3 separate regions of the Homo sapiens genome follow, and regions 2 and 3 are each linked to region 1. The links are chromatin loops, found by intact Hi-C in ENCODE. Cell type or tissue: endothelial cell of umbilical vein. All regions are shown on one strand. Each heading gives the region's core, and the rest is flanking DNA. Links, peaks and the distances in the headings are about the cores only.

Region 1 (8,170 bases), core at 106-2,605:
TGCGTATTACTTCAAGCCTGATGGATAGATCTAAAGTCTGAAAGAAATTAGGCTGATCCTAAGAATGTCAATAGTACTTGAAATTTTGACTTCTATAGTTGAGATCATATGATCTCAAATCTCACTACTACCATCCATGTGACATTGCGTGATACTCTACTAACGGGTGTGCTGATCATTTCTGATTAACTTAAGCACAAGTCTACCTTGGACCCTATGGGATCTTAAACAGCTTTCTTAGTTCTGTAGCACTGAAAACCTTCCCAAGAGTCTTGGGTAACTAATGGGATGAGGGGTAAACTAAAGGCTTGTGAACTCTATCAGAAAAACAGAAAAAAGGAAAATGATTCATAAGAAAAGGGAATGAATAATAGGAAAAGGACTAGAGGGAGACATCGCTTGACACTGTAGAATACCATCAAGAACTGGCTCAGTGTCTCTAACACTGTGGAGAGGCTGTCTCCTAAGTAAAGGGACTTGGGTCAAAACTGAGCTTCCAGGCACTCAGTAGACTCAAGGGCTGACCTGGAAGGACAATAGATAGTGTCTGGGGATCCAGCTAAGATTAAGTGCTTTTAGGCCACCGTCCATCCCATCTTTATTGTAATAAATACAATAGCAGCCTTTCATCATGGTCTGATGCAGTGAAATGACTCATGTTTTGGTGAGCAGCATCTATTAGATAGTTGAATTTTGCTGTGTTCCCTCTTCCCATCTACTAGTTGCAGCGCACAACCAGGAACGCCCCACGGCAGCAGTGACACCCATCCAGGTACAGAATGCCGCCGGCCTCAGCCCTGCATCTGTGGGCCTGTCCCATCACTCGCTGGCCTCCCCACAACCTGCGCCTCTGATGCCAGGCTCAGCCACGCACACTGCTGCCATCAGTATCAGTCGAGCCAGTGCCCCTCTGGCCTGTGCAGCAGCTGCTCCACTGACTTCCCCAAGCATCACCAGTGCTTCTCTGGAGGCTGAGCCCAGTGGCCGGATAGTGACCGTTCTCCCTGGACTCCCCACATCTCCTGACAGTGCTTCATCAGCTTGTGGGAACAGTTCAGCAACCAAACCAGACAAGGATAGCAAAGTAAGACCATACTTACTTACTGTTTCTCTGCTTTACTTACTTCCCTGTTTTTCTTCTTATGTTGTGTCTGTCATTTTTAGCTAATGAGAGGACTCACTGTTCAACAAACCCTCAGGTGCTCCCTACGTGTGAGTCACTATGCCAGGTGCTAGGAGTAGAGTGGGGAAGAAACGCAGGCACCACCCCATCCTCTTATCTAGAGCTCATGTTTCTCTGTGTTTAAACGCCCACTACTTGCCAGACTCAGTGCTGCATGTTAGAGGGACCACAGTGAATGAGACTTAGTCACTCCTCCTTGTGCAGCTTACAGTCTCGTGGAGGAATTTCCTTTTCCCTTTAGTTACTCATTCTTTCATCATTTTGCTGTCCTCAAGTCTTCCTGCTCAGTGAGTCTTGCTTGATAAGAGTTCTGTTAAAAATATATATGTGTGAGGGGGATGAAACTGTTGATCAAAAGTGTTACTTATGGATTTATTTTATCTACAACAGTGGTCCCCAACCTTCTGGGCACCTGGGCACCATGGACCAGTTTCGTTGAAGACAGATTTTCCATGGACCCAGGGGTGGTGGCGGGGAAATGGTTTCAGAATGATTCAAGCTCATTACATTAACTGTGCACTTTATTTCTATTATTATTACAGTGTACTATATAATGAAATCATTATAGAACTCACCATAATGTAGAATTAGTGGGAGCCCTGAGTTTGTTTTCTTGCAACTAGATGGTCCCACCTGGGCATGATGGCAGACAGTGACAGATCCTCAGGCATTAGATTCTCATAAGGAGTGTGCAACCTACATCCCTCGCATGTGCAGTTCACAATAGGGTTCATGCTCCTATGAGAATCTAATGCCCCTGCTGATCTGACAGGAGGCGGAGCTCAGGCAGTAATGCAAGTGATGGGGAGCGGCTGTAAATACAGATGAAGCCTCACTCACTCACCTGCAGCTCACCTCCTGCTGTGCGGCCTGGTTCCTCACAGGCCACAGGCTAGTACTGGTCCATGGCCCAGTACATCTGACCTTAAGCAGCATGGTTCCTTGAGAGGTAAGACTTGAAATATAAGGAAACATTATTTTCTAAATCCATAGTTTTTGGGGTTTTTTTTAATGTCTCATTTGGGGCTGAATTTTAAAGAAAATATAAATGGAAAGTTATATTGGAAAGAATAACCGATGGTTGGGTTTAGAGACAGGTGATTGGAGGCAAGAGAAATTGAGAGTTGTTAAATGTAAAAAGAAAAAGAAGAGATGGTAACGGATCTGGATAATTTTATTGTCATTATTACTTTTTCCTCAATATTTTACACATTTCCCCTGAAGTTCTATACCAGTTCTGGGAAGTTTGAGGGCGATCATAGACTTTTAGCCACCTGGTTAAGTGGTAATGTATGTCGTTCTATTTAAATGGTTAAGGGAGCCTGTAAACAGCAGTTTATAAGGAAATAAACTTTATGGCCTACTAAAAAGTTAATATTTAATTGTTCGGTTAACATGAGAGTTTTTGAAAAAGATTGATATTTGTTCAGTGTTTATAATTAACTACATTAAACTTGCACTCAAGCCAACATGTTCAACTTTGTTAATATATTTATAAATAATTATTTTTATGGTTTAGATTTTAAGGCTTGATGACAATGTGTCTCAGAGCCCTTGCCACTGATAAGAACAGGGACTCTTCAGCTGGGCCCTTCCAATGTAGAATTCACTAAATCTCTAAGGCTTGAAAGGTACTTGTGATAGACAGAATAGTGACTCCCCAAGGATGTCCACCTCCTGATCCCTGGAACTTTTAAAGATGTTTCATTACATGGCCAAAAGGACCTTGCAGGTTTTATTAAATTAATAGCCTTTTGACAAGGTGGTTAGCCTGAATTATCCAGGTGGGCCCAGTGTAAACTCAAGGATGTTCTTAAAAGGGAGGCAGGAAGCTTAGGGCCAGAGAAGGAGACGTGATGGTGAAGCAGAGGTAGGAATGATAGGGAAATGAGACCACAGGTCAAGGAATACAGGAAGCCTCTAGAATCTGGAAAAGACAAGGGAACAGATTCTTCCCCAGTGGCCTCCAGAAGGAACCAGCCCTGCCACACCTTGATTTTAGGACCCGATTTTTACCACAAAGTTTGAGTTAACCTGTTACGGCACCATCTAGTACAGGTCCTTACTGGTCATCCTGTGGAGCACCCATCCCTGACAAATGACCATGGCTTCTGCCTAGGTGCGTGCCCCATTGACCAAGCAGTGCCCTAGCCCAAGACTGCCCTGTGCCATCTTCAGACAGCTGTAACTCAACTCAACCTTCCAACCGTTGTTCTTTATTTTGAGGGCCCACATAGAAAATGCAGATCTCCTTTCTACATGGTGCCCTGAGGTATTTGCAGGTGTGTCCCCTTGTGTCTTTTCTCTAATGCTATACCCTTGAAGTTTTCTTTTCCTATTCCTCATATCACAGATTTCAAATTTTCCCTTATTAAATCTCCTACCTCATTTAGTGTTCCAAGTCCACTAAAGAGACTTCTGGTTGATATAAATTTAGTAATTCCATGATTGTTGTCACTTAATCATGAATCTTCATGACTAGAGTGTCTTTAGTATACATTTCTCCATCACATCTACAAGGATGTCCTGGGAGAACTCACCAGATGCCACATTGAGATTCACCTGCCTTTTACATCATCCTCCCATCCACAGAGTTCTCCCCATTGCTCCATCATTTCTGCTGTGACTTATTGTTAGCGAGTGTCTCCTGGAAGAGTTTTATTTCCCTTTCTAAATGTTCATAAATCTTTTGTTTAATACTGTTTTAGAATTTCCCAGATGGTCTGCAAAGTGCTTTGGTGTCATGTGTTTGAAAATTGGGGCCGGGCGCGGTGGCTTACACCTGTAATCCCAGCACTTTGGGAGGCCAAAGCTGGTGTATCACCTGAGGTCAGGAGTTGAGACCAGCCTGGCCAACATAGTGAAACCCTGTCTCTACTAAAAATACAAAAATTAGCTGGGTGTGGTGGCACATGCCTGTAATCCCAGCTACTCAGGAGGCTGAAGCTGGAGAATCACTTGAACCAGGGAGTCGGAGGTTGCAGTGAGCCGAGATCACACCACTGCACTCCAGCCTGGGCAACAGAGTGAGACTCTGTCTCAGGGGGGAAAAAAAAAAGAAAACTGGGACTTGCACATGCCTTTCCTTGCCTGTTCAGTTGACCCTCATCCCAGATTCACCAGATTATCAAAGGTTATTGGTTGCATTTCTTCTGCTATTTTTCTCTGTACCCTGGAGTGAATTCAGCCTGTTAAGAGTAATCATTTGATCTCTAAATCCCAACTCTTCACTCATTTCCCTCTCGTCAAAGTTTGTTCTTCCCCTCCAGTCTGAAGATTATCCTTCCCTTTCTTCTTGCCATCCAAGAACCACCATCCTCCACAGCGGGTCTGTGTCTTTCTTGTTCTTCTTGTTTCAAACATAACTTTAAAAGAGCTCTTACAAAATTTTTTTTTGTCTTTAGCATTTTTGCAAGTTTAAGCTCATTCTGATCTTTAAGCCTTCTTGAATTGCTATGGGCCACGTTATGTTCTTTGTTATGGGCTCTTCTCTTGATCTTTTTGTACGTGCCCTTTAAAAATTTGAGCCATTAGGCTGCTCCCTGGGAGATCACATCAGTACCTTTAGATGCCTCTATGTTTTCATCTGCAGGGATGATTTGCAATTGTATGGTTAGAATTTCATTTTTGAGAGCCTTCCTATTCCTCTTGAAGCATCTTCCCTTTTGGGTTTCAGGTCATGCATATATTTTCTTTGAACATTTAAAAATCAGTTCTTTTAAACTATGAAGTTCAAACCTGACTATCATCAGCCTCTTTTTCCATGCTTTATTCCAAGTTCTCAATATTTCTGCTTCATCAGCAGAGCATCTCCACCCGTCTGGTTTCTGCCCTCCCTCTAGTTGATCAGAATTGGATCCAAAGTTGCAGTTTGCTCAACTTTCTGTGAGATTAAACTATCAGCAAGGAAAAAGTGTATTAGAGATCCTAGTTTCAGTTGAGACTTACAGCAGATATCTAGGTATTTGATAACGCCCTCATTATTTCTATCTTTCCTCGTCATTTTGTGAGCATCATCATCCATTTACTTAAACCTACCAGCAGTCCATGGTACATCTCCCACATGATAGCGTGTCTATTGCCCCCTCCTTTTCTCTGTACCCAGCTGCTCTGCAGTGGGTTACTGCTGCTGTTCCACAGAGAAATATAATTTTGTAATGTACAGATGGGACTGTCGCAGCTTCTCTTCTAACCGGCTACTCCTTTGAACAGTATTTTATTTGGAAGTCCTGTTGTGCAAAGTCTCAGGGATCTCTAGACATTGCATTTTTGTCCTTGTGTTAAAATCTCTAGCTAACTTTGGTGTCTGCACTCCGTGGTTTGATAAACAGGCATCTGAAACTCTATGTTTCATCTCAATTCTTTCCTGTTTGAAATCCTAGACCTTTTCTACCATTGTTATTCTTCCTTCTATGAGATCCCTAATGTTTTCCACCGTCATCAGTATAACAACTTTATCTGGACATACTGCTAACTTCATATTCAGTTCAAAGTCTTCATTATTTGATCAACTAATCTCCAGGAAAATGTGTCTCCAAATCTTTGGGAGATACTTATGTATATGTATATATGTTTTATTGTGTTTTGTTGTTATAAAAAGATTAAGGCTGGGCACAGTGGCTCACACCTATAATCCCAAAAGTTTGGGAGACCAGGGTGGGCAGATCACTTGAGGCCAGAAGTACAAGATCACCCTCAGCAACTTAGCAAAACCCTATCTCTACCAAAAAAAAAAAAATTATTTTTAATTAGCTGGGCATGGTGGTATGTGCCTGTAGTCCTAGCTACTTGGGAGGCTGAGGTGGGAGGATGGCTTGAGCCCAGGAGGTCAAGGCTACAGTGAGCTATGTTAATGCCACTGCACTCCAGCCTGGGTGACAGAACTAGATCACCCAGGTTGGAGTGCAGTGGTGTGATCTCGACTCACTGCAGCCTCTACCTCCTGGGTTCAAGTAATCCTCCCACCTCAGCCTCCCAAGTAGTGGGACTACAGGCATGCACCACCATACCCAGCTAACTTTTGTGTTTTTAGTAGAGACAGGGTTTCACCATGTTGGTGGTCCTGAACTCCTGGCCTCAAGTGATCCCCCTGCCTCGGCCTCCCAAAGTGCTGGGATTATAGGCATGAGCCACTGCGCCTGGTCTGAAAAAAAAATTTTTGATTAGTACAATTGTGTAATTGTTCTTAAGTTCTCTAAGTTCTAACCCTTGCTTTAGAAAAAGAGGAGGAACCACCTCTGATGCTGGTATCGACCCAAGTGCTTCCATTTTCTACGCATAACTTCAGAATCTCTAGAGGTGCTTTGTAAGTCTCGCCTGACATTGACATTAATTCCATATGAGTCAGCAGAAGTGGGTGTTGGTCAACATGCACTCTGCCATATCCTAGATCCATTCCTAAAAGCCAGCATTCCTACAGGTGGGCCACATAAGGTCAACATTTAGTGTCTCAAATCCCCCGCCCCCAAATTCCCAATGACTCTCCCTTAAGGAGTCAACCACAGATTTTCTTCAGTGTTTTAGGACCTTTCCTATTGTTCTTTTATTCATTTATTTATTTGCTTATTTTAAGAGATAGGGTCTTATCATGTTGCCCAAGCTAGCCTTGAACTCCTGGACTCAAGCAATCCTTCCACCTCAGCCTCCCAAGCACCTGGGACTACAGGTTCACACCACGGCACCTGGCTTATTATTCTTGATTTTCTTAAGCAGAGGTCCTATCTGGTTTTTAAATATTCATTTTATTTTCTGAACATTTTTCTTGAAGTCTCTACTGATCATTTTCTTTCTTTCTTCTTTTATTTTATTATTATTTTTTTAAACGAGGTCTCACTCTGTCACCCAGGCTGGAGTGCAGTGGTGCAATCATACCTCACTGCAGCCTGAACTCCTGGTCTTAAGTGATCCTCCCAGCTGGGACTAAAGGCATGAGCCACCATACCTAGGTAATTTTTTTTTGGTAGAGATGGGGTCTTGCTATGTTGCCCAGGCTGCTCTCAACTCCTGGGCTCAAGCAATCCTGCCGCCTTGGCCTCCCAAAGTGCTGGGATTACAGGTGTAAGCCACTGTGCCCGGCCTCTAACGTTCATTTTCTTTGTTCAAATGATTTTTCTTCCTCCTCCCAGGTGGTTTTTTTTTTTTTTGTATTGTTTTGTTTTGCTACAGGGTATCCCTCTATCACCCAGGCTGGAGTGCAGTGGCATGGTCATAGCTCACTGCAACTTCAACCTCCAGGCTCAAGCAACCCTCCCTCCCACCTCAGGCTCCGGAGTAGATGGGACCACAGGCATGCACCACCACACCTGGCTAATTTTTTTATTTTTGTAGAGACAGGGTTTCCCTATGTTGCCCAGGCTGGTCTTGAACTCCTGGGCTCAAGTGATCCTCCTGCCTCAGCCTCCCAAAGTGCTAGAATTACAGGTGTGAGCCACTGTGCCCAGCCTGAATGTAGTCTTTATTAATTCATTTAGTTTTCATTTCTGCTGTTGGTTTTTGAAAAAATAATGGTGCTCATAGATGCTAAGTGTCTGAGTTTGCAAAATGATCTCTCTCAAGTGGAACATTCTTCTGCTAACATAGAAAAAATCAGAATATGCCATTGAAAGCATGGTTCCTTGGAACTAGGACAGCATCTTTTCTGTATTACCACCTCCCACCCCTTACCCCTTGTGCCCTGCCATGATTCCTAATCCTCTGCCTTCTGTTCTGTGGGTAGTCAGCATCAGTTGATGATGATAAGACATCCCTTAGAAGTCATTAAAGCAAGCTGTATTTAATGTGTTTAATCATTTTAGATGAATTAAGTCATCTTTCTTCTTAATCACTTTAGAGGCTGTTCCCTGAGTGCCGTTGAGTTATCTGATATTTTACTGAGTGCTCAGAACTGAGCTTTTAAGAAACAGCTTTAGCTGTGGCTTGCTGAGATTGTAATTTATCAATGGACTTGATGTTCTCACTGGACCTTTGGGGGTCCGTGGACTAGTGTGT
Region 2 (8,170 bases), core at 3,557-6,056, 91 kb after region 1:
GACAACCAGGGGGGCTCAGTGCACAGCTGCTCTTTTATTCTCTTCCAAGAGAGTTTGTGTAAGAACTTTGCAAGCATTTCCTTTACAATTTGTCTTTCTGGGAAAATTGCATATGGCGTTGGTATAACTTGCTTAATAGTCACAATTTATTAATTTCATCATTTTTTCTCAAGAGAGGTAGAAAAAAATGACTAATCGTGTGGTGGGTGACAGAGAGTCTTTCTTTGGACCATAAAAGGTAACTGGATCAAGTCCCCAAACAATGTTACTGACTTAAAAATTCACATCTGCACTGTATTTATAGTTACCTTATTTTTTGACCCATTGCTTATGCTTGAACAAGACTCTTTTTTTTTTCTTTGAGACAGAGTCTTGCTCTGTCACCCAGGCTGTAATACAGTGGCACAATCACGGCTCACTGCAGCCTCCATCTGCAGCCTCCATCTCCTGGTCTCAAGCAATCCTCCCACCTCAGCCTCCCTAGTTGCTGGGACCACAGGCTCATGCCACCATGCCCAGCTAAAAAACAAAACTCCCCGCGCCGCCTCACCAAAAAAACAAAACAAAACAAGGCTCTTAAGTTCAATTTTCTAAGTAAAAATTTGTGAAACTATTTTTGTTGTTTCATTACCATTCGTTTCTAAGACCAAAGGATACATATTGTTCTCTGCTTTCTTCTCCCTAAAGCCAAACTTTTTTTTTCTTTCTTTCTATGGTTACGTCACGTTAATTTTTTTTTTTTGAGACGGAGTCTCGCTCTGTCACCCAAGCCGGAGTGCAGTCACACAGTCTCAGCTCACTAAAAGCTCCGCCTCCTGGGTTCAAGCGACTTTCCTGCCTCAGCCTCCTGAGTAGCTGGGGCTTCAGGTGTGTGCCACTACACCCAGCTAATTTTTGTATTTTTAGTAGAGACAGGGTTTTACTATGTTAGCCAGGCTGCTCTTGAACTCCTGACCTCATGATCCGCCCCCCTCCACCTCCCAAAGTGCTGGGATTACAGGCATGAGCCACCACGCCCGGCCATGTCACGTAAATTTTAATGAGACGAAATATCTATCAAGCTTAAAATCATATGAGAAATTTGAAGGAAAATGATTGTAGATTTTATTCGGAAAAGATACTCTGAGTCATCAGTTATTCCTTTTTTTCTGATTATTAAGGCTGATAAAAAAAAACCTCTTTATTTTGAAATATGTATGGGCTCACAGAAAGCTGCAACACTTAACACATAGAGTTCCATGTGGTGACATCTTATATAACCATAGTACCATATTAAAACCAGTAAACTGGCGTGGAATAACACTAGTAACTAGAGTATAGACCTTACTCTGCATTCTCCAGTTTTTACATGCACTCATGTGTGTGTGTATTTATAGTTCTATGCAATTTGACCCCAGTTATAGATCAGTACATAATTACTGTTGTAGCTAACACAACAATTAGGATACAGAATTGTTCCATCAGCACAAAGGAACTCCCTCATTCTACCCCTTTGCATCCTCCCTCTGTCCGCTGTTCATAATCCCTGGCCACCACTAATCTGTTCTCCATCTCTACACTTTTGTCATTTCCAGGATGTTCTATAAATGGAGTCATACAGTATGTAACCTTTTGACATTGACTTTTTCACCCAGCATAATGTCCTTAAGACCCACCCAGTTTGTCGCATGTATCCATAGTTTATTCCTTTGCGTGGCTGAATAGTATTCCACCGTATGGATATGCCAGAGTTTGCTTAACCATTTGCCCTTTGAAAGACATTTGGATTGTTCACAGTTTTTTTGCTATTACAAATAAAGCTACTATCAGCATTCATATACAGACTTATTCTCTGTGTATATGAGCATAAGTTTTCATTTCTCTGGGATAAATGCCCAAGAGGATATGATTGCTAGGTTATGTGGCAAATGCAGATTTAGTTTTATGAAAAACTGTCAAGAAATTTTCCAGAGTAGATGTACATTTTAAACTTCCACCAGCAGTATAGGAGGGGTCCAGTTTTCCCACATCCTCGCCAGTAACAAACTTTTTAGATGAGTAAGTGAACATGAAAACATTGTGAGATGACAAAGGCCACATATAGACTGGGCAAAGTATGTGAAAGGAGATATTTGGCTTGTATATGATCCTCAGACCACTTTTTCAGGAGAGATGGCAGCAACATTTGCTGTAATATAAATTTCCCCTGCTTTTATCAGCCTGTAGCCATGAATCAGCAGTGGCTTCAAGTGTTAGAAAACTCAACTACAGCCATTTAAGCACATGGGGCTATTTTCCTCACAGAACAAGAGATGCAGAAATCAGCGACTGCGGAGGCTTAAAGATGATGGCTGCTGCTGCTGTTGCTTCAGGAATCATGTTCACATTCCTCCAGGAAGAAGACAGAAGGAGAAAAGGCAGTGTTTCTATCACAGAAAAAAAAATTGTTTTTTTTTTTTTTTCAGGAACACCACTAGTGTTCTGTTTTGGTCATGTTGCCCAGAACACTGCCTCAGATCCCCTCATGGCTGGAACAACATGGTAGGGAGAAGGGCCTTGGAATGCTGACTGGGTCAGGAATTCACTATTATCTGCCACAGGGGACCGTCAACATTAATGGTCAACCTTTGCCAGCTTAAGGCTTCCCCCAGTGATGCATGGCCTCATCTTATTGTAATGTCCTCCATCGTAAAGCATTTCTGGGTATTTCTATGGGGTATCTCACTTGTGCTTATAAGCAAAGTCCGGTCCCACTGCTCAACACCATTGTTCTCTGCAGGTCCTTGTGAGGTACAATGTTATCTGCAGGGCCCTCCCCTCCCCTAAGCTTCCGCCCTGGTCCTCTGGTTGTCACCATGGAGGAACTAGAAAGTTCACGCAGTTGGGGCTGCATTCCTTGCCAAAGTGGGGAGAGAGCTCTCCCCCCTGCTTTGGGCACTCTTTGTCATGCTCTGTGCCATGCGTTTCATGACTACCTTTCTGAACCCATTTCCTCACTTGAGCTTATGAACGTTCACTCTTCATTGGTTCATACATTGTCCATGGGGCTGGACAGGTGACCAGACACAAGGCCATCCGTTCCACTGATAATGTCTTTCTCATTCTTACATTCCCACAAAAGTACAACCTAACATGCCATTTCTTCTTTTCTTTTTTTTCTTTCTTTCTCCTTTCTTTCTTTCTTTCTCTCTCCTTCCTTCCTTCTCTCTCTTTCTTTCTTCTTCCTTTCTCTCTCTCTCTCCTTCCTTCCTTCTTTCTCTCTTTCTTTCTTTCTTTCTCTCTCTCTCTCTCTCCTTCCTTCGTTTCTTTTTATTTTTCTTTCTTTCTTTTTTTGAGATAGTCTTGCTCTGTCACCCAGGCTGGAGTGCAGTGATGCAATCTTGGCTCACCACAGCCTTGATCTCCTGGGCTCAAGCAATCCTCCCACCTCAGACTCTTGGGTAGTTAGTACTACAGGCGCCACCACACCCAGCTAATTTTGGTAGAGACGGGATCTCCCTATGTTGGCCTGGCTGGTCTTGAACTCCTGGGCTCAAGCAATCTGCCCGCCTCAGCCTCCCAAAGTGCTGGGATTATAGGCATGAGCCACCGTGCCTGGCCTAGCATGCTCTTTGCGTGGCAAACCAGCTCATGCAAATAAACAGCTGTGTAGGGGACTTCGCCAGCCTCACCTGTCCAGACGTGAATCTCAGTGTAAGCTAAGAAAAGACCAACTGTGCACACTGTCTTCCTATTGGATCGCCTGTGTGAATTCAGTTGGTCTGACTGAATCACTAACTCCGTCCTCCCTCACTGCTCACTGTTTCTTTCCCTGGTGTTTGTTTATGTTACAATTAAAAATGACTGTTTTCCAATCAAGGATGTAGACCCAGTTAGAGCTTCTTTAGATTCCAGTGGGACAAAGGAAGCTCCCTGTTTTATACTTGGTCTTACCCAAAAGGACAAGAAGTGATCCCTCCTCTTTTCATTGCTGCCTTTTTGGCTTAGCGCATGCAACAGCAGTTGGGATGTGTGTTAGTTACCACGAAAATGCCAGTTGCTATAACAAAGAACCTGATAGAACAGAGATTTAAGCAAGAGAGAAGTTTATTCTCTCTCAGGTCTCAAAGCTGATATGGGACCTCTACCATGTCAAACATCCAGCCACCCATGCTGTTGTTACTCTGCCATACTCAACACACAGCTCCAATCCCTGTGTCCAGTATGGCTGCTCTGGCTCTCACCATCATGTCTATAACTAGCCAGCAAGAAGGTGGAAAGTAGAATAGAAGGAAATATTTTTTTCCTTTTATGGGCATGACCAGGAAGTTCCCACACAATTTTTGCTTAAATCCTGTTAACCTGACTTTAGAAGCATGGCCCTACTTAGCTGTAAGGGAGGTGAGGCTGGGAAGTATGGTCTTTATTCTGGATATTCTGTTATCACAACAGAATTATACACTTTCAGCATCTAGCAGAATCAGGTACAATGTCCTCTAGATTTGGGGCCAGACAGGAATGCTACAATTTTGGGTGGTGGTTCTCAACCAGGGCAATTTTGCTCCCCTCTACCCCACTCCGCCCCCATCCCCTTCTAGGAGACATTTGGCAATGTCTGGAGATATCATTGTTTGTCACAACTGTGAGGATGTACGTTACTGGCATCTAGTGGATAGATGCTGCAAATATTCTGTGGTGCACAAGACAACCCCCAACAACAACAAAAATTATACATCCTAAAATGTCAATATTGTTGAGTTTGAGAAATCCTGCCTTAGGAATCTATCTTTACAAAGTCTTAGCCCACCACATGTTAATCTCTCTCAGCTTTCATTTGTGGCTTTTCCAATACAATTTCTGAGATTCAGGCATATCAATGTGCTTCCAATAAATCAGAACTGTAAGACACTGTTAGCTCTGTTTGCCATAGGTCATTTTAACAAGAAAATGAAACTTTTTTGACCCCTATCCATAGTTCCACGACCACCATTACTTACCCAGCTTTAGTTCTGAAGAGAAAGGTTTCCTTCTTTGGGTTTTCTGAAGCTATTTAATAATATACAATAACCCACTAATCCAGAGTAAAGAAGAAATCTGTTCAATTAAAGGCAAGTGTAATTGTGTATAATTAATCATAGTCTTCTTAAGGGAAATAAACATAATTTGTTTTTAGTAAGAAGGAATCTATAATTATTCGGTGACAGAGGAAAAACCATTCATTAATATATCATGTTTACTTTGAATGTAGTGAAATGCATTGTAGTTTTTGCTGTTAGTTTTAGGCATGAAAAACTGTGTGTTAAATCTTGTCATTTCTGGTTCTGATAATCTGCTTTGATGACAGATTAAAAATGCAGTTTGTCATATCAGGACATTAATCTTAAATAATCTACCTGAGAGAACAGTACCAAACCCTCCGGAGAGGTTTCCAACATGAGATGGTGACACTTCTTAATAAGCTCAGGATTAGTGATGTAACTTGTCACTGGTTCAGCTGGAAAAAGTAGAAAAATGACACAGTTGCTGCAGTGACCACTCAGGAGTTGTGTTCTATAAATCTGGAAAATCAACTTCTGGAAATTCTCCCCTGAGATGAAGATGTACTGTGTGTCAGCCATGCATCACAGAAATCTTTCATTATTTTAGGTTGTTATTTAGACATCATATATTTTTCTTGTGGACAGACACAAGCATACTGTTCTTCATTTCCTATTCTTCCGGATCTGAGCACTTTCCTTTTGGGTTCATAGGACTTTGTAATTAACTCTCTTAAAACATCATTTCACAGGGAGTCACGTGCTACCTTTGCATTTTTATTCCATTTCTACCTATTTTATTTTTCATATCTTTGTTATTTGCCTTTCCAATGAGACAGTGTCTTGAAGAAAATGTTTATTTCTTTTATTTTGTTTATCCCACAACATTTAGTACAATTCCTTATATGTACTTATATGTACATCGTTATTGATTGTCGTGTTTTCCTTTTGTTTAATATCATGGCTATAACTGTGCTCTTGTCACGAGTAGACTTAAAAACCATTGTAAGACTGCATGCAATTACACTGTTATTATTATGATGGAATACAAAAGAATTTGGAACACAAAAGAGTAGAAAGGCCGGGCGCGGTGGCTCACGCTTGTAATCCCAGCACTTTGGGAGGCCGAGGTGGACGGATCACGAGGTCAAGAGCTCGAGACCATCCTGAGCAACATGGCGAAACCCCGTCTCTTTTAAAAATACAAAAATTAGCTGGGTGTGGTGGTACATGCCCGTAGTCCCAGCTACTTGGGAGGCTGAGACAGGAGAATTGCTTGAACCCGGGAGGCGGAAGTTGCAGTGAGCGGAGATTGCGCCACTGCACTCCAGCCTGGCGACAGTGGAAGACTCCATCTAAAAAAAAAAAAAAATTGTAGAGAATAAAAGATCGGAATGTTGTGTGACTGTGATGTATTTTAGGTAGGGAACTAAACACACATATGTATATTAAAACAATATACAGAACTTTAACTTGTTAATAATCTCTCTCTGCTTTCATTTTGTGCTTTTCTAAGAAAATTTCTATTGTATCAGCAGATATAACAAATGATCTACCTGGTAAGATCATTTAATGCAAAATGTGTCTGAAATATTAAGCTTATGTGGCAATGAATGAAAACTTTTTAATATCCTTGCTCATTTGTGACATAGAAGAACATGCAGAGCCTTTGGCATCCAGGCAAAGACTCAAGCCCCTTGTCACACTTCACCACTTACTGTGTGTCTGTGAGCAAATTACTGTAACCTCAACTAGCTTCATTTTCATTGTGTGTAAAATGGAGATTATGATACCTTCCTTTGAAAAATTAAATTAAATAAATTATCATATACATCACCTAGCACACTGCCTGGCAGTGTCAGAGTTCTTGGGACACAAGCAATAGAAACCCACCCCGCCAAACTTAAATGAGAAAAGCCCATTTATTAGAATAATACTGGGGACCTCACAGAATCAAGGAAGAGTTAAACAACTCAGTTTCAGAACTGGGGGACTCTGGGCATCTTCGCAGCAGGAAGTCCTGACAGCTTTCTGGGTACAACATCTCCATGGATGACTGGGCTCATCTTCAACCACTCTTGGTTCTTCTTAAGATGTATATTTTTAGGAGAAAGATGCTTATTTCTCTGGACTAGGTTACCTGATTTTTCAAAGGCTGGAGGGTTGGGTTAAGTCACTGGCAGCCTCACTAGATCATCAGGAAAGTGGGAGTGGAATTCTCTAGCCACTGGACTCCAGCCTGGGTGACAGAGTGAGACTCTGTCTAAAAAAAAAAAAAAACCAAAACAACAAACAACAACAACAACAACAAAAACAGCCTTCTATGGCTTTCTATTTTCTTTAAGATAAACACCGAAATCTGCAATGTGTCCTATGAGGTTTAGCATAATCTGACCTATGCTTAATCTCTTTTCCTCATCTTATAGTTTTCTATTCCCTTCTTTCTCAAGCTTCAGGCACATTACTGAGGTTCAGTTTCTGGAATAGTTTCCATCTGGGTCATTATGTAGCCAGGTGCCTAGACCTCTCTTCTCCACATTTAACAGCTCCTGCCCCACAGCTTTCTTCACCTGATTAACCCTTTCTCATTCACCAAGACTCAACTTAAGTGGAACTTCCTAGGGAGTTTCTCCTGATTGCCCAGGCTAGGCTAATTGCCCATTATTCATTTCTACGGCCCCTCCACCTGCACTTTCTTTTCTTAACATTTTTCATAACTATAATCACTTGTTCAGCACACATCTTGCAGCATGAGGGGAATAACTGCGGTTCACTGCTGTCTTCCTTGGCTCTGCCACAGTGAAGGGAGTGCAACACATTCTCACCATGCATCCGTGGGCTCAGGTCTTCAGATATATGAATCCCCCAGATTAACAAAGACGTGCTAATTAAATATTAATTTAAATACTTGAACACAGCTGATCACATAGTTTTATTTATTATTTATTTATTTATTTATTTATTTGAGATGGAGTCTCACTCTGTCGCCCAGGCTGGGGTGTAGTGGCGCCATCTCGGCTCACTGCAACCTCCACTTCCCGGGTTCCAGCGATTCTCCTGCCTCAGCCTCCCAAGTAGTTGGGATTACAGGCGTGTGCCACCAAGCCTGGCTAATTTTTTTGTATTTTTAGTAGAGATGGGGTTTCAGCAAGTTGGCCAGGCTGGTCTCGAACGCC
Region 3 (8,170 bases), core at 1,927-4,426, 110 kb before region 1:
ATGATCCTGGGTTATTTGGATGAGTCCAGTGTAATCACTGGGGCTTTTAGAAGTGGAATAGCGAGGCAGAAGACAAGGTCCGAGTGATGTTATGTGATGAGGAACTCAACCTCCTGTTGAAGATGGAGGAAGGGGCCCCAAGGCAAGTGATGCAGGCAGCCTCTGGAAGCTGGAAAAGGCAAGAAAACAGATTTTTCCCCTAGAACCTCCAGAAAAAAAACACAGCGCTGCCAACACCTTGATTTTAGCTCAGAGAGACCCATTTTGTACTCTGACCTCCAGAACTGCAAGATAACAAATTTGTGTTATCTTAAGCCATGAAGTTTGTGCTAATTTGTTACAGCAGCTGTGGGAAACACATGTCTACTGAAATGTGTTTAGATGGTCTACTTGTGTTTGAAGACTATCTGCCTGTGTAGGCAATATTTTCTAGTGCAGATTTTTAATTCTTGCAGAAGGTATACATTTAGAATATGTACTTAATATATATTCTATTCAATGATGGTCTGCTCACTGTTCCTGGAAACAGCTGAAAAAGTAGAATAGGGAGGTAACTACGTGAACAAAAATAGTAGTTAAAAATGCGTTATGTTGCTTTTATAGGAAATGAAATCCTTAATAAAATTCAGTTCAGGCATTTGGGATTCTGAATCACTTCATGACTGTGATTTGTAGAGTTCCCTTCATTCGCTCTTGTGACATTATTTTGAAAAATTTCTCTTCCTGAATTGAAAAATGCAATAAACTCTGTTCTCGTGTCCAGGGATGGTACATCTTCCTGTGGGAAATTCCACTGTCTATCCCGTAGCCCTTTGACATTCCTCTTAAAAGTAACTGGGTCTGGCTTCGATGGGCACTGTTCTATGGTTGTAGATAATGTGGTCTTTCTACCTGTAAGTTGTTTCCAGGCCACTGGTAGAGAAAGGCACACAGAGAGAGTAATTGTAGATCAGTATGGTAGTATAGTAAAATAAATAATGCATAGATGTTATGGAACACCCCAGGGATCCCAGCTACCCCTGCCAAATGTTGTTTCAGAATATCAAATGCTAATTCAGATTTTAAACATTCTATTGCTGTGGGCTCCATTACAAGTTCTAAAGCATAAATTCCAACTCTATGCCTGATACCTGTTAAGACAACTACATATTTTTGTAGTCCATGGATAGTACATGAATCACTTTGTCATGTACCTATCAGTGAAAGATGAAATATTTGGTGATAAATACAGCTTATTCAAGAGGAACATTTTTCAAATGCACATAAGAGAGAATAGTTGTTTTTCATTTGCCATTTCAAAATTTTTAGTGTTTAATTCAGAGTTTTTTGGAAATAGGTTATTGATTGATGTTATAGTCTAATGATTTTTGTTATTTCCCATTCTTATCATTTTCTAATTGGAATTAATTAAACTCTTGGTTCTTTCTTATGTGTTTTTTTTTCAAGGCAGGGTGTTGCTCTGTCACCCGGGCTGGAGTACAGTGGCATGATCACAGCTTACTGAAGCCTCAACCTCCTGGGCTCAAGCAATCCTCCTGCCTCAGCCTCCCGAGTATTTAGGACTAGAGATTTGTGCCCCGACGCCTGGCTAGTTTTTCACTTTTTATAGAGATGGGGTCTTGTTATGTTGACCAGGGTGGTCTCAAACTCTTGGCCCCAAGTGATCCTCCCACCTCAGCCTACCAAAGTGCTGGGATTACAGGCATAAGCCACTATGCCTGGCCTCTTATGTATTTTTAAAAGCAGTTAGGTGACTGAGGTAGTACAATTTAGATTTAGAATTAGGTGACTAATGCTAGGCTAACACATTCAATTCATCATCCCAATCACAGTTATTATAAGACTTTAGCTTCACTGACAGTTTTGGCATACTGTGTAAAATAGATTTACAAAGATAGGTTTTATTATCTACAATAGTTTCCTATAAAATTGATGGTGCACTGTGGCCAATTTTTAAAAAAGCTACTGACCTAAAGTCATTTGCTGCTGTTGTGTGCCTTTCTGTATCTCCCTTTCTAGGGGGGTAAGGAATGGTTAAATGAGATTAGCATGGGCTTTGATGATCTCATTAATTACTTAGTTTATGTATTCTGATCTTTCTTGCTCTTTTTTTTTTTTCTTTAAATCAGGCTCCCTCAAATTTTTCTTCATTATAACATTCCATGTATTTTGCTTTTCACTGCTGTGGAATGGTAGTGTTATGGTGACCAGGAAAACCTTGATATGTAGACACGACAACTGTGATGAAAAGCAGAATGCTTTTGATTTATGAATTTGCAACTGAATTATAAATGTCAAGTGACTGTGAAAGACAAACCAAGTGGGAGTTTAAATTAATTTCAGAAACAAAATATACTCTTTTATCTATAGCGTGATTTGCATTGTCTGGGGGGTTCTTCATTCACTTACCAAAGGTACTTATCCACCTACCTCTTTCATTCATATTAAGTGCACTAAACAAAAGAGACAAACTATGAGTCACAACATTTGGTTGTTCTGATGTCACGACATTAAGTAGAATAATGGCATTAGTCAGAATATTGTTTCTCCTAGAAGTGGTTATCAGAAGTGTGTTGCTATATATATAATAGCTTTATTCATTGTCTCTTCTGTTGTGTTTAAGGGGGCTGTCAGCAACATGGCAGCCACTGCTTGATCATCTTCCCTTATCTGCCAGAGGAACAGGTGTCTCTTCCTCTTTCTAAGGGTAACATGTCTCTGCTCATCTCTTCTGTTTTCTTGTCGTTGGTGGGTCATATCATCCTGCAACTTCAATCTCTCCACTGGATTCTGCTCTTTAAGCTCTGCAAGTTAACTATTTTTACTTTTAAGACACACACACTCACCCAACCTACCCTCAACTCTGCTACTCCTTCAAGCTACCATCACTTTTATCACTTTCCTTTTATAACCAATCCTTGAAAAATAGTGTAGGCTCATCCACATTTCCTCAGACTGACTCACTTCCTTTAACATTGCAGTCACCTTTCTGTCTTGATGAAACTGCAGTCTTGACAGTCTCCAGACTCTCTTAGTCACTAAATCCATTGGCCTTTTACCCAGTTTACCCTCCTTTACATCTGTGCTTTTAACCCTCTTGCACACAGCATGATTCTTGAAATGACTTCCCTTCCTCATGTCCCTAGCGTTCTATCTAAGGTGTTTTGTGAGGTCTGCCTTTTCTCTGGTGGTGATCCTCTTTCCGTCTCGTGACTTTAGGGGTCACCATCTTGCTGATAACTCCCAAACAATTGCCTCCAGCCCTCACTTGTGCTGGAGCTCTGGTTCCACAAATCCAGCTGACTTTTCCTACCTGTGAAGTTGGCCAGCATTCAAACCTAATATGTCTGAAGCCGAAGCAGGTCATACTACCTTCCTTTTCAAATCCTCTTCTCCTTTCATGATGCTTTGCTTTGGTCATGTCCCTGTCATCCCTCTGTTGCCCAGGGTTAAATCTCAGGGTCAGCTGGTCATTAACTGGCACTAACCTTGTCTTGGTAATACCTTTTGAATTCATCAATGCAGAGCTTTGCTCTCTTTACTCCCAGGCATGTGGTAATTGGTCTCTCTCTGTCTGAGCTGGTCTCCCTCTTTTTAGTCTCTCTTCTTTCCCAACTGCTGTTGGATTACTCTGCTTAAAGTATAAAACCCTTGGGCACCCTGTTACAGAATGAGACTCGATGTCCCTTAGGCTGGCTTTCTAGGCCCCCAGGGAATCTGGCCCCAATTTTCCATTCCAGCCTCATGTTTGACTTCCCCTCTTCAATACTCTGCTCTAGCTAGGTGAAGCCACATTAGGCAAATCCTGATGGCTCAGTCTTCAAGATCTCCCTCATCTTATTACATCTGAGCACCTACCCAAGCCAAGCTGTCATAATCTCCTGCATTACTGCAGTAGTCTTGTTCCTGGTTACCCCTGCAGCTACTGTTATCCCCTGGAGCCAGTTTTCCATATAGTAGACAGAGACATTTTTTAAAGATAGAAATTAGAGGTCGGTGGTGGTGGTTCACGCCTGTAATCCCAGCACTTTGGGAGGCCGAGGCAGGCAGATCACCTGAGGTCAGGAGTTCGAGACCAGCCTGGCCAACATGGCAAAACCCCGTCTCTACTAAAAATACAAAAATTAGCCAGGCATGGTGGCGCGAGCCTGTAATCCCAGCTACTTGGGAGGCTAAGGCAGGAGAATCACTTGAACCCAGGAGGTGGAGGTTGCAGTGAGCCAAGATCGCACCATTGCACTCCAGCCTGGACCACAGAGCAAGACTCCATTTCAAAAAAAAAAAAAATAGGAAATTAGATCATGGCCTTCTAGAAATAGGCAATATGCCATTTCCTCTGTTTATAGCTCTCTACTGGCTTCTTCCTTACACTTAGAACAAAATCATATTTATGACCACAAGGCCATACAGGATCTGTCTCAGTGGTTCTCAGTGGGATGTACTGCCTGCTTCCTGTCCCTCATAGGAGTGTTTAGAAATTAGTGGAGCTTCTAAATTGTTACAAGGACAGTACTGTTGGCATTTAGTGCCACAAGGGCCATGATGCTAAATACAACAAGACCACAGTATTCTGCCCCAAATGTCAATGGTGCCTTTAAGGAGAAACATTCATTCTTACCTGTACTTATCTTTCCAGCAACATCTCTTACCTCTTTGATTCACGTATTTTCTTCCAGCTACACTGGCCTTCTAGCTGTTCTTAAATATGCCCAACTGTTCTGCCCCAGGGTTTTTGCCTGTGCTTTTTTGGCTCCCTTCCTTAGGATCACCTCTTCCACACTTGAATCCAGTCTCTGCTCACATATCACATTCTTATTGATTACCTATCTCCACCCACTGTGCTCTTACCCTGGTTTATTTTTATTTGCGCTTATCACAACCTGAAATTAACTTCTATAATTATTTGTTGATATGCTTGCCCATCACCCCATTAGAAAGTAAGCTCCTTTAGATATTTGAACATGGAAAGAAGGACATAATTTTTAAAAAAGAAAGTAAGCTCCAAGCAATCAGTGACTGTCTGTCTTATTCATGGTGTGTCGTGGTGTATCCCCCACATCTGGGACCATATGTTCAGTAAACATTCGTTGTCTGAATGAGTGAGCGGATGTCTCTTCCCTGCCTGCCTCATGCTCTGGTTTCCCTCTCTTTTCTTAACTATCCATAGTGTACTTTATTTGCATCTCTAATTCCTACCCATCCTTTTAGGGCCATTTTAGCCACCACCCCTTTCACATTGCCTTCTCTGATCTTGCCAGTGCCTCAGAACTCTCATAGAATGTGATGTGTATTTCTTATTATATGTGCTGCATTTTGTGGAGAGGTGTGGTGGCTTATATTTCTATCTTCCCTTCTGATCCATGCTTAGTGGCCATTGCATGTTACTATCCCTACATGTTGAGTGCAGCACCTTGCACTTGATGAGGGTCTGTTACCTGTCAATGGAATGAATAGATGTTCTTTTATATCTTCCTGGCAGAAAGGCCCCAGGAAGGTCCAGGGTCAGTGCCTTAAAGTGAGTCTGCGTGTTGGAGGACTGATGCCACTTGGGAAGGCAGAGGAAGTTGGAGGCAATGTCACATGTGTTTCCCGCCTTGTGAAGAGCTGCAGCTGGGCAAACCACGAGGGGTGCCACATGGTGCCTCATAAAAATCCATGCGAGGACAGGGGTGCTGTCCACACAGGCATTTATAGCCGCCCATTTGGCTTCATAGACAGCTGAGAACTTGCCATTTTAGAACTGAGTTTTCTTAGCTGAACTCATGTATTGGAAGTGTCGTTGGGAGCAGGAAGGAATAAACATGTTCCATTAAAGTTAAAGTGTCACAAAATAGAGAGTTGTTAACATAAGTTCTTTCTCAGTTTTAGTTGTAAAATGCATTTTAGAAGGTGAAAGATTAACAAGGGAAGCAATAAACTGACTGAAATTTGTCCTCAGATTACTATTCCACTTTTATTGAAGGAGACTTTGTTATTATTTTGTTACAGTATTTATCTTAACAATGTTATTAATTTGGAATGAAATTCTATTATCTTAAATTCCTCTTAGGAAGTTGTCAAAATATACAGAACAGTTAATGATTTATATATATATATAAATATGTATAAAAATATATATATAAAATACATATATATGTATTTTTTAGACCGAGTCTCAGCTCTGTCACCCAGGCTGGAGTGTAGTGGTGCAATCTCAGTTCACTGCAACCTCCACCTCCCAGGTTCAAGCAGTTCTCCTGCGTCAGCCTCCCAAGTAGCTGTGACTACAGGTGTCTGCTACCATGCCTGGCTAATTTTTTGTATTTTTAGTAGAGACGGGGTTTCACCATGTTGGCCAGGCTGATCTCCAACTCCCGATCTCAAGTGATCTACCTGCCTCGGCCTCCCAAAGTGCTAGGATTACAGGCGTAAGCCACCATGACCAGCCTATTGATTTATAATTTAAGAGCATATTATAATTGTCACATTGCTGATTTTCTATTGCAGTATCTTTGCTTTGAGCAGAAGATAAGCCTACATTTAAGAAAACCCAAAAAGGTGGTTTGAATGTATATTATTATTACATAGTAGACACCTACACTTGATAATGTATAGATGTTCAAGGAAAAACTATTAGTAGTGTTTTTTTGGGATGGATGAGGGGAACGAAGACTTACTTTGAGAAGTTTGTATTACATAGTCTATTATTACTTTAGTCTATCCAGTTAAGCAAAAAGGTTATACTTTAGCTTAGCAGTTCACTGTTTGTACTGTGTAACGATTTTGGATCTTTACATAGCCTGCTAATAAAAGGCTATCAGAGTTGTAGAATTCAGATATTACGTAAGTGATGAATTTTAAAATTCAGGGCAAATTTTATGGGGTAAAAGATGAAGTGTTTTGTCATCTAGGATTTAGCAGTTAACTTTTTTTTATTATCAGACATAAAATATGTTGCCTTTATTTTATAGATTACAAGGTATGTTATAAGGAGCATAGTGTTTATATGTTAAAATGAAGTGCTATCATAAAGAACGTTTTAGCCTAATGCATGTCTTTGATTGAACTTTCTTTTCCAATGTTAATGTTTTCAAACTTTTCTCGGAACTGAGTTGTTGGTGTAACTGATTATGGTATATCTTATGTTATACACTATTTTTCTTTCATAGGGATCAGACCCAGCAAGTTGAGTAATTTTAAGAGTTTTATTTTTGTGGAAACTAGGTCTTAAAAGTACTTCCAACCCCATGTCATCTGGAAGAGGACTCAGCTGGTTGATCGTCTATCACAGTTTGTTGGAGAGACCTATTTTTTTTTTACATTCAGATGCTTCTCAGAGTTCTGTTTATAAACATTGTCAGGAGCAGAGAGTGTTAGGGATCTTCCACTTGAAAGAAAAATGACAAAAAGAATAAAATCACTACTTGACTTGCCTGCGGTTTTGTGTTCAGCCTTTCGTCTTAATGCTATTGAGGATTACTCTTGCTCACTAGAGAGCACAGAATGATGTTGTGTCAGCAAATCGAAAACAGTATAAAATGCTATGTGCGCCTCTCATTTCTGATTAACTACTTGAGACCTTTTCACATTAAAGTTTAGTTGTGTTCAACTCTTTCGACACGAGAGTTCAAAGACCATGTACTTTTAACTAAACCAGAATTGTTTGTCTGCTAAACTTCTGCCTTGAAGGCAAATTTAACCTGTGCCTGATCTTTAATCTCATTAATTTTAACAAAAATCATGACCTCTTCAATGACTTTGTTTTTGGAAATTATAAATACTAACCTAATACAATGTATGAATTTTTAGATTTTTACTCCGGATTGCATTTCCATGTAATTTCACATTCCTGTGTACATTACACACCAGTGAATAGTAACAGATTGTTAGTATGTTCAAGCTTTGTGTTGCATGGTGGTAACTATAGAGTTTGCGGGTCAGTTGTTTGACAGAGGAATCCAGTACAGTGAAAGCTAATCCCATTGGAGCTGGGTGCCCAGGTGCCCAGACTGCTGGAAGTGGGGCAGGATTGGGAATTGCTAAAATCTCTCCGAAGGCCAGGCAGGGGTTGCTCTCATGGAAGAAAGCAAGTGTTCCCCACCCACAACACCTTCCCCACTCCCTAGTCCACACTTGCCAAAATATGCACTCTAAATGTACTAGAAAAAGGAAAATTTATCCTGTGGAGGAG

What was found. A loop is a pair of places that touch in the nucleus more often than their neighbours do. Peaks named below come from ENCODE experiments on the same cell type or tissue, not always from the same donor. Only the 100,000 strongest peaks of a DNase experiment are listed, where the experiment ranks them.
Region 2: it touches region 1 in a loop (3-fold over the local background); 9 of 110 quality-filtered maps call a loop at or near these places.
Region 3: a loop joins it to region 1, with 3 times the contacts of the local background. A loop is called at or near these places in 4 of 110 quality-filtered maps.

What each region holds. Positions count from the first base shown.
Region 1 is chr4:169,109,183-169,117,352 of GRCh38, reverse strand. SH3RF1 (SH3 domain containing ring finger 1) reads left to right here. Exons shown (of 12, transcript NM_020870.4): 10 at 723-1,084. Among named protein-coding and RNA genes, the nearest start is that of CBR4-DT, 100 kb to the right of the region's middle. In endothelial cell of umbilical vein, for the core only: a CTCF peak has its summit at 1,317; DNase peaks (open chromatin) are centred at 382 and 1,342; H3K27ac peaks cover 2,049 bases.
Region 2 is chr4:169,021,405-169,029,574 of GRCh38, reverse strand. No RefSeq gene overlaps it. Among named protein-coding and RNA genes, the nearest start is that of CBR4-DT, 15 kb to the right of the region's middle. In endothelial cell of umbilical vein, for the core only: CTCF peaks have their summits at 4,439 and 4,641 (motif pointing left); a DNase peak (open chromatin) is centred at 4,614.
Region 3 is chr4:169,220,439-169,228,608 of GRCh38, reverse strand. The region is part of intron 2 of SH3RF1 (SH3 domain containing ring finger 1); the gene reads left to right. Among named protein-coding and RNA genes, the nearest start is that of SH3RF1, 46 kb to the left of the region's middle. RefSeq lists an enhancer at 2,313-3,512. In endothelial cell of umbilical vein, for the core only: no CTCF peak of the experiment used is centred there; DNase peaks (open chromatin) are centred at 2,528 and 3,008; H3K27ac peaks cover 2,092 bases.